Regions from separate parts of the Homo sapiens genome. Here region 2 is linked to region 1. Evidence: read pairs that join two places in POLR2A ChIA-PET (ENCODE). Cell type or tissue: HepG2. All regions are shown on one strand.

The links. ChIA-PET counts read pairs that join two places held together with the same protein. Peaks named below come from ENCODE experiments on the same cell type or tissue, not always from the same donor. Only the 100,000 strongest peaks of a DNase experiment are listed, where the experiment ranks them.
Region 2: POLR2A ChIA-PET joins it to region 1 with 7 read pairs; 1 of 35 experiments calls an interaction of 5 or more read pairs at or near these places.

Annotation. Positions count from the first base shown.
Region 1 is chr14:43,775,894-43,783,893 of GRCh38, forward strand. No RefSeq gene overlaps it. Among named protein-coding and RNA genes, the nearest start is that of LINC02307, 610 kb to the right of the region's middle. In HepG2, no CTCF peak of the experiment used is centred here; DNase peaks (open chromatin) are centred at 2,928, 3,518 and 4,758; H3K4me3 peaks cover 2,476 bases.
Region 2 is chr14:43,536,198-43,544,197 of GRCh38, forward strand. It overlaps the pseudogene KRT8P2. Among named protein-coding and RNA genes, the nearest start is that of LINC02307, 850 kb to the right of the region's middle. In HepG2, CTCF peaks have their summits at 3,212 and 4,957 (motif pointing right); DNase peaks (open chromatin) are centred at 3,204 and 4,954; H3K4me3 peaks cover 456 bases.

The sequences.
Region 1 (8,000 bases):
ACCACTGACCCCACAGAAATAACAACAACCATTAGAGAATACTTTGAACACCTTTATGCACGTAAACTAGAAAATCTAGTAGAAATGATAAATTCCTGGACACATACACCTTTCCAAGACAAACCAGGAAGAAAATTGAAGCCCTGCACAGATCAATAATGAGCTCTGAAATTGAGGCAGTAATAAATAACCTACTAACCAAAATAAGCCCAGGACCAGACAAACTCAAAGCCAAATTCTACAGATGTACAATAAAGAACAGTCATCATTTCTCCTGAAACTATTCCAAAAAACTAAGGAGAAGAGACTCCTCCCTAACTTATTCTACAGGGCCAGCATCATCCTGATACCAAAACCTGGAAGGGACACATCAAAACCAACAAGCAAACAGAACTTCAGGCCAATGTCCTTTATGAACATTGATGCAAAAATCCTCAACAAAATACTGGCAAACTTAATCTAGCAGCATATCCAAAAGCTTATCCATCATGATCAAGTAGGCTCTATCCCTAGAATGCAAAGGTGGTTCAACATACACAGATCAATAAATGTGATTCACCACATAAACAGAACTAAAGACAAAAACCACATGATTATCTCGGTAAATGCAGAAAAGGCTTTAGACAATATTCAACACTCCTTCATGTTAAAAACTCTCAATAAACTAGGTATTGAAAAAACATACCTCAAAATAATAAGACTCACAAATAACAAAAACCACAGCCAACATCATACTGAATGGGCAAGAGCTGGAAGTATTCCCCTTGAAAACCAGCAAAAGTCAAAGATCCCATTTTTCACTACTCCTATTCAATATAGTATTGGAAGTTCTAGCCAGAGCATTCAGGCAAGAAAAAGCGTATCCAAATAGGAAGAGAAAAAGTCAAATTATCTCGTGTTTATTGGTGATGTGATCCTATATCTGGAAAACCCCATTGTCTCAGCCCAAAAGCTTCTTAAGCTGATAAACAACTTCAGCAAAGTCTCAGGATACAAAATCAGTGTGCAAAAATTGCTAGCATTGCTATACATCAACAACAGTCAAACTGAGGGCCAAATCAGGAATTCCCACTCACCATTGCCACAAAAAGAATAAAATACCTAGAAATACAGCTAACTAGGGAGGTGAAAGATCTTTACAATGAGAACTACAAACCAGTGCTAAAAGAAGTCAGAGATGACACAAATGGAAACATGTTTCATGCTCATGGATGGGAAAAATCAGTATTGTTAAAATGGCCATACTGTCCAAAACAATTTATACATTCAATGCTATGCCTATTAAACTACCATTGACATTCTTCACAAAACTAGAAAACAACTATTTTAAAATTCACATGGAACCAAAAAAGAACATGAATAGGCAAGGCAATCCTAAGCAAAAAGAAAAAAGGTGAAGGCATCATGCTACCCAAAACTTCAATCTATACTACAGGGCTACAGTCACCAAAGTGGTGGTACAAAAACAGACACATAGACCAATTGTACAGTACAGAAAACACAGAAATAAGGCTTCACACCTACAACTATCTGATCTTCAACAAATCTGACAAAAACTAATGCTAATTTTATTACATTTCTTTTCTGAATTATCTAGATGATCATCAAATTTGCTTGTGGCGCATTACATTGATTACTTTTCTAATATAAAAATGTCTCTTTCATTCCTAACACAATTGTTTCTGCTATCTTTTTGTTCTATATGATTGGATTCACTCTGCTAATATCTTCTTTGAAATATTTGTATATCCATCCATAGGAGAGATTGTCTACAATATTATTGTTTTGAAATGTTCTTTTCAGGTTTTGGTATAGAGATTTTACAGAGAAAGATTGGTATTGTTTCTTCCTAATTGTTTAGAAGTACTTACTTCTAAAGACAACTAGACTTAGAGATTTAGGGGAATAGTTTTAAGCATGGGATTTAATATTTATTTTGTACCAGAATTAAGAATATAAACTAAAATTTTGAGATTTCATACATACAAAAAAGTGCATTTCTCTACTCTTAGTTACGTATGAAGCTTAACTAAGTTTTTATAATAGAAACCTATACGCACAATAATGAAAGAACTGCCAATGCATTCAAAATGAGTCAAAGTAATAATATAGTAAGACAGCAATATTTTTACACATGGCATTATTATAATACATTATTTATAAAGATATTTTGAAGGATAACAGTCTGATTTATATCTTGCTAAAGAGTATCCAACCAGTGTGAAACAGAAAAAAACTTTGGTTGAATTAGGAGGATATTTGATAGAAGATGATGTAACAAATTGTTCTGAGAGATTGTGGTATATGTTCTATCAAGCATTAAAAAAAGAAATCAAACAAAAAACATTTTAATATTTTGAATAATATATTCATGTTGTTCATCTAAACCTCTAGTTGTTATGTAACATCTTAAAGTATAGAAATGTCCTGTCTTAATTATCCTCTTAATTATTCTTTTAAGAGGTAATTTAATTTTAGATAAATTCTCTTAAAAAATGTAAACAGGAAAAATTGTTTTTCGTAAATAAAATAGCCACAGTATTTTCAAACCTATTTTTATTTATCTGTAGCCTCAGAGCCAGCAGAATAAGGTTTTTTGATACTCTAAAACAGAGGGAAAATAAGTTAAAGGAAAATATTATGCTATATGTTGGCAAGTTTTACCTGCTTTCATGAAATAAATTGAACATACCATTACATCATAGTCAAGTTATTACATACTTTTGTTTATCTATTACTGTATTACAAAAGGGAAAAGTACTACATTCACTGTATGTTAACAATGATAATACAGAAGGCGTAATATGAGAGAACAGTTCCAACACATTTGGAAGTGGAGTGCACTGCCAAGAATGTTTAGCTTTTACTGACTTGTAAGACTGGTTAATTTTACTGAAAGTTACTCTCTAAAACATTTCCAGCTTGACTGAAAATGAATCAATATTTACTGATGAAAGATTACACAACTTTGAAAGAGGCAGACAAACTCTAAAATTGGTCTTTTACTACCTGAAAGAAACTCCCATCAGTGAATAGTCTGTGGAATAAAGAACAAAATAGCATTACCTTTGACTTTTAATTGATTTTAGTTGCTGGAAGACACTAAACTAATCAATAACAGTAATAATGACAGGAACTAGGGTCTCATGTTTGGAAGTTCACTAAAAAATATTATGTGTATTCAAAGCAATGTGAAGGTAATAGGCATGAGGTCTCTACCATAAAACACCTCCCCCAATAGCTATGGTGACATGTAAATCAATATGAGCCCTAAGCAATGGAAGAATCTTCTAGTTGAGTACAATAGCAGAAAGTGGTGTTAAATATGAGAATGAATGAGAATGAAAACTGAATTTCAGTTATGCTGCTTTTGGCTGCAAGTACAGAAAAGCCAACTATAATGGATAAAATAAACAAGTGTATTTGCTCACACAACTAAAAGTCCAGAGGTCACTGGATTCAATCTAGCTATATCCAGTAGGTCTGGGCTACATCTTTCCCTGTGAATTCCTCTGTGTTCATTCCTACAATGGTGTCCTTCATGAGAACAATCTAACGATGAAGGTCAAAGTTTCACAATCACAGAACACAAATTCATGAGGGTGAGATATATCTTCTGGTGGCTTTATTTTAGGAAACAGAAAACTTCTTTTGCCTAAGCTCCCAGCAAACCTCTCTTTCATCTCTCCGTCTCAGAGTCAGCCATACCCCAATCTTGAAGCTAAAGGAATTTTTGTAGTTAATTGACTTGGAGATTACTGCAGGATTTAGCAGGCTCATCCTTGGACCTGTGGGTGAAGTAAGATTTATTTTTTCTATGAAGGAAATATGTCAACCGAAAAATAAATTAGTGTACTCCCAAAAGTAGAAGTGAAAAGAAAGTTTCATATGATGAGAAAGAAAATTATTACAAAACCCTATTTTTCAGCTCTCTTTACTGATATAATAAAAAATATACTCAAAAATGTAGATATAAGCTTTATCTATAAAGAGGAACTGTTAAAAAAAAAGTCCAGTATTCAGCTAAAATCTATTCAACACATCCTATTCACACATTCAATTTCTAATGAGGTTCTTGTCACTGAGATTATATTTCATTTAGAAAGACAATCAATTCAATAATTAAGTGAATATGATAACCACATAATGTTAAAGATCTGTGTAAGAAATAAATAGAGAAATATGATAGGAAATAAAAGGTAGAAAGCCAGACTACTTTTTATAGAATGACCAAGAAAACATTCCCTGGGAAGATGACATTTAAGCTTAAACATTAAACATGAAAGTTGAAAAAGAGACGTAAAACAGTGAGTAGAGAAAGTTGTTTCAGAAAGAGAATACAGAAAGGGCAAAGGGCCTGAGGTGCCTGTGCGTGCACGCACACACACATGCACACACACACACACACACACACACACACACACACAGAGTTAAAACATCTTGTTTTTATGGAAATAGAATTCACTCTGTTAAGGGTGAAAATGGGGTAGAGGAGATGTACAATACAAAAACATGCATAAATAATAAATATGTGAAAATATGTGTGCTTTGGGAAAAAAATAAGCAGGGAAAGACTGAACAAATAGCAATGACGGGGACTGAAAAAGGCTTGAAATATTAAATACAGTGTCAAGAGAAGAGCTTCAATGAAAGGGTGAAATTTGAGCAGATACCAGAAAGAAGAAAGAGAACAAACAGGTCATACAAAGAGCTGAGGAAAAACGTTTATGTAAAGAGAAATGCAAACAGAAATAGCCAAGATAAGAGCTTGGCTAACATTTTTTACAAAAGCAAGAAGGCTAGCTCACTAAAGCAAAGAGAACAAGTTGGGAGAGCAGATGAGGTATTGTAGGGCATTGTTGCTTTTGTTGAGAATTTTGACTTTTACTCTGAGTGACATCAAAGCCATTGGGAAATGAGTTGCATAAGAACAACATAGTCTACATGATCTGATAGATTTAAGATCATCACTCAGGCTGCTGTGTCATGAATTAGAATGCAAGGGGCAAGGACTAAGCAAGGATCCCTAGAAGATACTATTTAAAAACTAAGTGGGAGATCACAGTGGCTCAGGTCAGAGTAATAGTAGTGAAGGTGGAAGAAAACGGTTGGAATCTGGATATGTGTTAAAGCAAAAACGGAAATGATTTATCATAAGATTAGAGGTAGGTGTGAAAAAAATAGTATTTATAAGGAAAAATAGCAGTTTCTAAATGTCTTGGAAAAATAACTTTTTGAATATTTATAAATACCATTAAAAGATAATGGCTTCTTCATGTATTATAATTCTTCATGCCTTTTTCAATAACTTTTAATTTTTTTAACAAGTAGAAGCAAATAGTGGTGAGACTAATTTTACCTTTGGAAGTCAATTATTTTGTGTTAAGTAAAGAATAAGCAGTTATACCAGCGTCGTTTTTCAAGTATTATGTGTAACACAGTAGCATGCATCTTTGCAATAGTTTTGTGCAGATATGTGATTGAAGAAATAAAGACACTGCAAAGCAATGACTGAAAAAAAGAGAAACGTTTATAAAAGATCTCAAAATATTGACAAAACTATATATACTGAATATAAATAAATTGAAAGAATTTTTCTTTTTATTTTAACTTTTTTGAAATTATACATATATATGTATATTTTGCATATATATATATATACAGGAAAAAAGCTTATACCATAACTGAACAATTAATGAATTTTCACATGCTAAACATTCCTTGTCACTAGCACTCATAAAAGAAAAATAACAAATACCTCAGAAATAATTTTGTTGTTCTCTTTCAATTACTATTCCAATAGTTAATCACCATACTGATACATAAAAAATAAATGTGTTGCGTTTTCATATTTTGTGTATAAATTAATTCATTCAACATACACACTTTTGTGTCTAGTTTCATTAATTCAACAGAATGTTTGAGAGATTCATCTATATTGATATAGTTGTCAATCTTATCACTGTACTCTGTGGCAGATTTTGTTTTCAAAGATGGCCACACAGTGTCTCCCAACCCACATGATCTTCAAATTGAGCTTGCTGCTTCCTAGAGATGGAATCCAATTCCTATCCACTTGGATTATCCTGACATTAATGACTTTCTTGTAATCAGTGCAATGTGGCTTAATGAATAGGGTGTGACTTATGACTTCTAATGCTAGATCAGAAGAAGCACTGCAGCTTAGTTCTTATTTTTTGAAACACCAGCTCCTCATATACTCCTTCTTGGGATCCTCCCTTCTTAGAATGCAGCTGAAATTCTCAGAGAAGCCCAAGTCACATGCAAATGTTCCAACTGAATAATCCCAATTAGATATCAATCACTCCAGTGAAGTAATATTCAAAAGCTTCTGGTTTCCAGCCATTTAAGTCAGCCCCAACCATTCAAGTCTTCCCAGCTGAGGCCCCAGACATCATGTAATAGGGATAAATTATCCCTGCTGTGCCTTATCTCAATTTCTGATTCACAGTATCTATGGCCATATTGTTTGTTATTTTATTCTGGTGTATTTGAAATGGTTTTGTATGCAGCAACAATGGCTATGTATGCAGCTACTGGAACCTGTACCCATTCTCTGAATGAACCATAGTCAACTGTGGATGAGAATTTGGATTTTTTTCTACTTTGTAGCTTTTATGAATAGTGCTTCTGTGAACATAACATCTGTGTATTGTTGAGCCTTTGTATATATTTGTGTCGAGCTTATAAACATGAATGGAATTAGTATTCATTGGTACAGATTAAAAGATAGAACCAAATAATTTTCCAAAGTAGATGTAAAATATTTACATTCCCAGGCTGGGCACGGTGGCTCATGCCTGTAATCCCAGCACTTTGGGAGGCCGAGGTGGGCAGATCACCTGAGGTCTGGAGATAGAGACCAGCCTGACCAACATGGTGAAACCCCATCTTTACTAAAAGTACAGAATTAGTTGGGTGTGGTGGCACATGCCTATAATCCCAGCTACTTGGGGGGTGAGGCAGGAGAATTGCTTGAACCTGGGAGGCAGAGTTTGCAGTGAGCCAAAATCGCGACATTGCACTCCAGCCTGGGCAACAAGAGCAAAACTCAGTCTCAAAAAAAAAAAAAACAAAACAAACAAACAAAAAAAACTACATTCCCACAAGCAGCGTATGAATTCTGATTGTTCAGTGTCCTTGCCAACATTTCATTTTTTATCATATATCTTTTAGCTATTCCAGTAGATGTAGTATGCTATCCCATTGAAGTTTTCCTTGCATTTCTCTGATGTCTTACGTTATGAACAACTTTTTGTGTGTTAATTAGCCATTTAGATGTCCACTTTTCAAAAGGAAGTCTTTAACTCGTATTTCAACTGAGTTTTCTTTATTTTCCTTATCAATTTTAAGAAGTTATATATTCTTGATATGTGTATTAAAAATAGCTTCCCCTACTCTGTAGGTTGCCTTTTCAACTCTCAATGATGTCTTGAATTAACAAGAGGTATTAATATTAATATAGTCAATTTTATATTTTTTCTCTTAAAGCTTTGTATATACTATTTTAAAAGTCTGTTCTTAAATCAAAGTCCTAAAGTTATTCTCCTTATTTTATTGTTCTGCCTATAATATTTAGGTTTTTCAATACATTATAATTTTTGTTTATGATATGAGATAAAAATTTTTGTATTTGAAAGATGGAAGTTCAGATATCTACTTTTGCTTATTAACAACCATTTATTGAACAAACTGTCATTCCCCAATGTACTGCATTGCTGCCTTTGTCATAAATCACTATTATTTTTTAAGACATCATTATCACTCACCTGTCCTTTTCCAGTAGCCTCATAACTAGTAAACCCTGCCTTATTTCTCTCAAACTATACTTGAAAACCAAAAATCTGATAATATCAGTCCCCTACTATAAAACTTTTCATGGTTTTTCAATACCTAAAACAATGTTTCTCTCAGTGCAAAACTTAAAAATGCAAATTCTGTGGGTCCTCCTTCAAACCAAATGAATCAGAATGAGGAGA
Region 2 (8,000 bases), 240 kb before region 1:
GGCTAAAGTACAGCAGCTGTTCTCGGCCCTGGCCTAGAGGACATCCACCACCCCCTTTAAGCTTACTAAGCCTCCTGTTGCTAATTCAGAGATTTATCCTTGAAGGACAGTTTTATGGCCAGTCCCACATAAATTGGGCCTTCGCATGTAAGCATCAATGGTGCCCCCAACCCAGGCCTTGCCACCCTGGAACAGGTAGGACACATTGGCAGAAGGACCACAATAAATCCAACATTCTTTGTGCCCCATTTAGTGGTCAATGGGTGCACAGCAGGGGCAAAGGAAGTTTCCATCTTGCCGGTAAGCAAGGTTAAATCCGGTAGATGGAGAGCTCAGGAAAAGCAGCCATGAGCTTTGAGGACAATTGGACCTGACCCTTAGGGGATGCCCTAAGGGAAGACGAGTCCCAGAACTAACCAGGGGTGCAGGCATCTCTGTGTTTAAAATTCCAGATGGGTACCACACTTTCAAAACCGGACACTCCCTTAAGATGTATCCTAAATAACTAGAACAAATTCGACCCTGAGACCTTAAAAAAGAAGCGGCTGATTTTCTTCTGTACCACTGCCTGGCCAAAGTATTCCTTACAAAATGGAGAAACTTGGACCCCTGAGGGAAGTATTAATTATAACAACATTCTACAACTAGATATTTTCTGTAAACAGGAAGGTAAATGGAGTGAAGTCCCTTATGTACAGGCTTTCTTTGCCCTTCGTGACAATACTGCCCTGTGCCAAGTCTGCAAGCTTTGCCCAAATGACAGAGGCTCACAATTGCCTCCATACTCAGGGCCTCTTCCCTCAGCCCCACTCTCCTCCCCCAGTGACTCTCCTCCATCCAGCCCCACCAAAGTATTAAAGGCACACCAGAAAGAGAATGTAAACTCCGCGAGCCAGGCACCGAAACTATGTCCCTCACAAGCAGTAGGAGGAGAATTTGGGCCCGCTTACGGGCATGCCCCCTTTTCACTCTCAGGTTTAAAACAAATAAAGGCAGATTTAAGGAAATTCTCGGATGATCCTGATAACCATATAGATATTCTGCAAAGATTGGGGCAGTCCTTTGATCTAACATGGAGAGAGATCATGTTACTTCTTGATCAGACCTTAAATTCTACTGAAAAATAAGCAGCAGGGTGTTATAAAACTGCTTCTCTCTGCTCTCACAATGGCCATACATATCACCAAGGAAAAATGATCCAAGCTGACTGCCCTGAGAAATGGGGAGCCAATGCTTGCTGGACATATTATACACATATAGGTACGTCTGATGGAGGAGGCGTCCAAGATGAGGCTAAAGAAGGGCATATCCAATCACTTTTAATCCAAGTGATTAAAAACTTAGTCTAGCTCTCTAGTACTCCCAGTCCATACAAGCAATTTGACCTTTCCAGGCTACAAGAAACCCTTAAGTCTCATTCTCGTCTCTGGAGCCTGTTAAACACCACCCTTACAGGAATGCAAGAGGCCTCTCCTAGTAATCCAACCAACTGTTGGATGTGTCCCCCTTTCTTTTTCAACCATATGTCCCAGTCCCTGTCCCTGGACAGTGGAACTTATCCACCCCAGTCCTAAACACCACCAAATCAATCGGTCCCATAGTCACCAATTTACCAGCCACAAAGGCCTCAAATCTCACATGTATAAACTTCAGCATGACTCTCAATAAGAACACCTCCCGATGTCAGTCCTAGATATCAGTAACCTCAGGTTTCACCTGTCTAACTTCAGGCATCTTTTTCATCTATGATAAAACAGCCTATTGATGCCTAAATGGCACTCCAAAAGAATTATGCTTTCTCTCCTTTCTAGCACCTCCCATGTCCATATGTACTGAAAAAGAGTTACAAAGTCTTCTTATACCCCAATCCCACCACACATGAGCCCTTCCTTATTGTACCTTTTATTGTAGGAGCCGAAATATTGCACAGGCTTGGGACTGAAATTGGAGGTATAACCTCCTCCACCCAATTATATTATAAATTATCACAGGAATTAAATGATGACATGGAATGAGTTGCCAACTCCCTAGTGACCCTACAAGCCCAGCTTAATTCTCTAGCTGTGGTAGTCCTCCAAAACTGAAGAGCCCTAGACATATTAACAGCTGAAAGAGGAGGAACCTGCCTCTTCATAAGAGAAGAATGTTGCTATTTCATTAACCAGTCAAGAATCATTACTGAAAAGGTCAAAGAAATAAGAGAACGGATAGAAAGTAGGAAAAAGGAGCTTGAACACTCAGGACCGTGAAATATGTTTAACCAATGCATACCTGTGACAGCCATCCTACTATTACTCGCCTTTGGGCCTTTCATTTTTAACCTCCTTGTCAAATTGGTTTCCTCCATGATCGAGGCCATCAAGCTACAAATGGTCTTACAAATGGAACCTCAAATAAGCTCAACTCACGGCTTCTACGGAGGACCCCTGTCTCAACCTGCTGGTCCTTCGACTGGCCTAAAAATTTCCCCTCTGGAGGACACCACAACTGCAGGGCGCTTTCTTTGCTCCTAAGCAGCAGGAAGTAGCCAGACCAACTGCCGCTCAGTTCCCAACAGCAGTTGGGGTGTCCTGTTTAGAGGGGGGACTGACAGGTGCCAGCTGGGTTTCCCGAGTCGAGTAGGGGAAACTCACTCATTTCCTGCATCAGGACTTACTTCAGTCCTGGATGAATAATGTTGAAAATATATGCTTAAAATATTCCTAACACCAGGATTTGTGCATGTGTTTTCTTCCCCAAGAAAGCTATCAACAGTGAAAATTTTGCTGTAAGTTTCCCTGTGTCCTCTCTCCCTTCCCCCTCCCCCGAAACTAAAAGGTATGTTAACTGCCCATTTTTCTGTGACCAGCAGACTTTATCTATACTCCCAATTCCAATTCCTTGTAAACATACTTTGTAAAGTCCTGTGAGATCCTGTATCCTTTGCCATGCCGCTGCAAGGTCATAAAGTAGATGAAACCTAAGTTGCAATTCTGGTTTTCCTCAAAATCTAAGACATGTCACAAAATAATATTTGCTGCCTTTGTTCCTTGCTCTGGTAACATCTTCCCGCTGAACGTATTTCCTGACTTAAAGAGTTTAAAAGACAGTCGTATAATCTAACTCTGGCTACCCATTCGGGACCCCTTCCAGAGTGAAGGCTTTGTACTTTCACTCTGCTCAATAAAGCCTACAGCTTTTTTTCTCTCTCTCAGTCCGTGTCTCTATCACTCCCTGGCGGCAGGAATCTTAGGCATTACAGTATTACTATCAAGTTGACCATAATTTATTACACTTTCAATGTTTAAACCAAATTTTGACAACTGTCCTCAAGAACTTCAGAATTTAATCACACATCATACTTACCAAAGAAACAGGCCCTCAGATATAAATTCTGTCAACTTCATATTCCAGATTTAGTAACTTTTAAAATTTTCTTTTGGTTCTTGCCTGAGAAGTGCCACTAGTTTTTGCCAAAAATGAGGTTTTCATGTGACCCAGGATTAAAACAACTCCCAAATTTTAGGGAAAAGCCTTAGTCTCTAAATCCTTCCTTATCTCTAGAATTGTTCACTCTGCCCCTCTCCTAGGTCTTCTGCCTCTGCATTGAAGCAAGAGTCCTCCCATGGCCACAGATCCTAATTTACCACCCATGTCTTCTTTATATAGCCAAGATTCTTGAAAGGAAGTACACTTGCTTTTCTTTTGTTTATTAGATTGTTCTTGGCCACAACACTGCTTTAAAAGTGCCACTATGTTAATCACCTAAAATATTTCTATAAAGAATTATTTAATTAACAACATAAATGCATACTACTGTTTATTGATTTTACCTTATTTCTCAAATACCAACATAGTCTTGCTATATTCCAAGCACTTTAAAAGTTTTAACTCATGTACTCTTTTGATAAAGAGTGCAATCAACCCTATGAGGTATGTACTATTTCTGTTCCCCTTTACAAATGATAAAATAGTCACTGAGAGGATCCATAACTTTTCTAAGGCCACACAGCTAGCAAGTGGCAGAACTAGAATTTGAACACTATCATCTACTTCTACAGCATTAGCATCTACTTTTAGCTACCTCTTAAATATTAGCATTTTATAATGTTTAATAATATTTTAAATGCAATCAATAGATAAATGTAAATATCTTCTTTATCCACCCTTTATCTCCCCAAAATAATAAACATTCTCCCAAATATGCCACCTTCCATTCTATGAATGTTTTATATTACTAATCATGTAAGTGTCCATAAAATATACTTTATATAAATACTATTATATTTTCTAAAATAGTTTGCAATCTATTTTTCCTTGCTCATTATCCAAGGATAAACTCTAATGCACATTATGACTCACATCTTTCTCATACATTCATTTTCACTACTGTATTGTTTCTGTAGTACTAGAATATATTTTTCTGTTTTACTCTTTGTGTCATTCCTTTTTTTTTTTTTTTTTTTTTGGCACAGGTAGCTGAGGTTTGTGTTGGGAAAAAAAAAATTGAATTCTTTTGTAGCTGGAGGCATGGGCAAGGGGGCTACCTCAGGCAGTAAACTCCCCCGCCAGTGGGCTGAGGGCAAGAGCTGAGCCTCAGGTGGGTCTCCTGTTCCCTGTGCTCCCCTGCGCAGTGGCCTCCCTCAGGGGCTCTGGGGCAGCCGCAGGAGGGGTATGCTGAGAGGGTCTGCTATGGTTGTTCACTTGGAGCAGGACGTCAGAGGACTCGGACACTAGCTTCCCATCGCGGGTCTCCATCTTCACAACCAAGGCCCTGGTGGAGCTGGTGCAGCTGAAGGAGCTGGAGCCCAGCCAGAGCCAAAGCTGGAGCCCGGGCGTAGCTGAGGCCGGGAGTTGTGAGGTCCCCATAGGCTGAGATCAGGGCATCTGCATAGCCGCTAGTGGTCTTCCCATGGATACTCCTGTTCTGCAATCCAGACTCCAGCAGGCTCTCCTCGCCCTCCAGCAGCTTCCTGTAGGTGGCGATCTCGATGTCCAGGGCCAGCTTGATGTTCATCAGCTCCTGGTACTCGCCCGCAGCTGCTGCTCCAAGTCCTGCTTGGCCCGCTGTAGGGCAGCCACCAGCTCGGACAGCTTGGCCTTGGCATCTTTAACAGCTAGCTCCCTGCGCTGCTCGGCAACTGTGATGGAGGCCTCCAGGGAAGCCCTCTGGCATTTGAGGCCCTCAGTCTCAGCCTGGAGCTGGCTGATGTTCCGATTCATCTTGGAGATCTCAGTCTTTGTGAGCTGCAGGTCATCCCCGTGCTTCCCAGCCAGTGTCTGCAGCTCCTCATACTTGATCTGGTACATGCTCTCAGCCTCAGCCCTGCTGTGCTTGGACAGCATCATTGCAAAGGTCAAGGCGCAGTCCGACGAGATTGCCAAGCGCAGCAGGGCTGAGGTGCGGCCGTTGTCCACGGACAGCACCACAGACGTGTCCCAGATCTGGGATACGGTTAATTGCCACAGCACCATTTACTAAAGAGTCTATAAAATGTCCCATATGTCTTTAAGCAGTTTTAAGTAGTTTATGCACTTCAATAGCATAGATGCTATAGCTTTTTAAAAAAATATATAATTATTTGAAATTTATTTTCCAATCATTTAGTTTCGTGAATTTTGAATTTAAAAAATGTTCTTTAAGACCCCTCCTTAACGGTTGATGGATTTAGCAAGTAGCAATATAAGATGTTCGGATAAATTTAAATTTCACGTAACAATACTTTTTCCCTGTAAGCATGTCCTAAATATTGCATGGGGCATGATTATAATAAAAAAGTTATTATTTATATGAAATTCAAATTTATCTGGAATCCCTGTCCTTTATCTACTTTTGTTTTTATGATGATTTTTATGATGATTAAAACAAAAGTAGAGAACTAAAAATTTATTTTAGTACTTCCTATTGATAAAAATAAAATTAGATGTTAATTATAGAAAGTTCACAAAGCTAAAAATTTAGAATAAATTTGAATGGTCAAACCTCAATACCTGTTTTATTGTGAATTTTCAGCATTTACCGCTTAATTTTCATTGATCTTTTGAGACATCCTATATATGTTCAGTTCTCTGAATTTCTATTTCATTTCTGTTCTGCAAACCTTTGATCTTGCCTTTTACCAAATTCAATTTTTTTCTTCTTTTTTAACAATAAGTGTATTTTGTGTATAATTACCATGTGTTTGAAGCAAAGGGGCTCATAAAATGAATTCATCCAAATGTATTAATCAAAATTCACTCATGAATAACTAATTGCCCAATCTAGTAACAATTTGACTCCTTATTTTCCTATTCTTTAGGAAGCATTTGACATTTCTGGCTGGGCGCAGTGGCTCATGCCTGTAATCCCAGCACTTTGGGAGGGCAAGGCAGGTGAATCACTGGAGATCAGGAGTTTGAGACCAGCCTAGTCAACATGGTGAAACCCCGTCCCTACTAAAAATACAAAAATGAGTGGGGTGTGGTGGCACACGCCTGTAATTCCAGCGGCTCAGGAGGCTGAGGCAGGAGAATCTCTTGAACTTGGGAAGCAAAGGTTGCAGTGAGTTGAGATGGCACCACTGCACTCCAGACTAGGTGAGAGAGTGAGACTCTGTCTCAAAAAAAAAAAAAAAAAATATATATATATATATATATATAGAGAGAGAGAGAGAGAGAGAGAGAGAGATACATTTCTGACCACTCCTATTTTATAAGGCTATTTCTTTTGCTTTCTTCTGCCTTTCAGTAGCTTTCATTTTTCTAACCTTCTGCCCTTTTATTATGTTTATTATGTCCATTCAGATATCCCACATCTATAATCTCAAGGATTTTGTCCCTAGCAGAGTTACTTATTTTTTAATATAATCCCCTTCTTCATAAATGAGCTCATCAGATTTGCAGCATAAATTAAACATACACATTGGCAGCCCTTACTGTATTGTTACAGTACAGCCCTTTCTCTACATTAGAAGTATGATTTGACACATGTGTCTAACAGTCTCTGAACAGCCTTTATTAGATTACACTTAATCTGTTATTAATGGAAGTGCTTATCTTACCCTACTTCTGTTTAAATATTTCACCTGTCCCGGTTTCTGTATCTTGATGGTGGATAACGACCACTCACCAGAATTGCCCAAGTCAAATATATAAAAGGAAAGAGTGTCTTCTTGGTATCTGCTCTCAAATTGAGCACAATTTTTATTAATTCAATCTCCTAATTATTTTTCCAAACTATCATTTTTGTATTCCTCCTCTAATGTGTCTTATATGATTTTATTCCAAAATTCAACCTTTAAAAATTGCATTAATTACTGAAGTATTTCCTAACACAGCTCCTTGGCTTTAGTTTTACTTCCCAGAGAAGGGTACTTCTCTCTTTGCCAGATTGAAGTTTTTTAATAAAATCGGATCATACGCACAATCCTTTAATTGAGTTTTTGTGTGTCATGCAAAGCCATTCACAGTCTGGCACATGTCAACTTTTCCAAATACATCTACAACTTACCAAATGGATAGTGTTTGAAGCCTACTAAATTTTATATTCAACTACCAAACAATCTGGGGTCTCTGTTATTATTCAAACTATTTGTTTCCCCTGTCTACCAAGAACACTTCTGCTGTAGAATTGTACTGCCCTGTTTCAGTGAAATCAGATTTAGCCTGTGATTTCCTTTGAACACTGAAAAATATATAGATGTAATATACATCACTTTTCAGCAAAGCTATGTAGAAGTTCATTCTTGAGTCTGCCATATGTCTTTTTCCTCTACCACAAAGTTGTTCCATCTGTCTTGGTCCCCGAGCAGTAGCTGAGCCACAGTGATAATAAATATTACTAAGAAATAAATTTTTGTTGTAACTTACTATAATGAGAAGATCATTATTCAGCATAACAACCCAATTTGGTGCACTGATACATTGCTCATGTTCTCTCATGACTCTGCCCTAGAATGAACTGGATGTTTTGCTTAGAGGCTAGTTGTATGCTTGATATCTAATACTACTCATAATTGATATACCAAGTGAGGCATCATGTC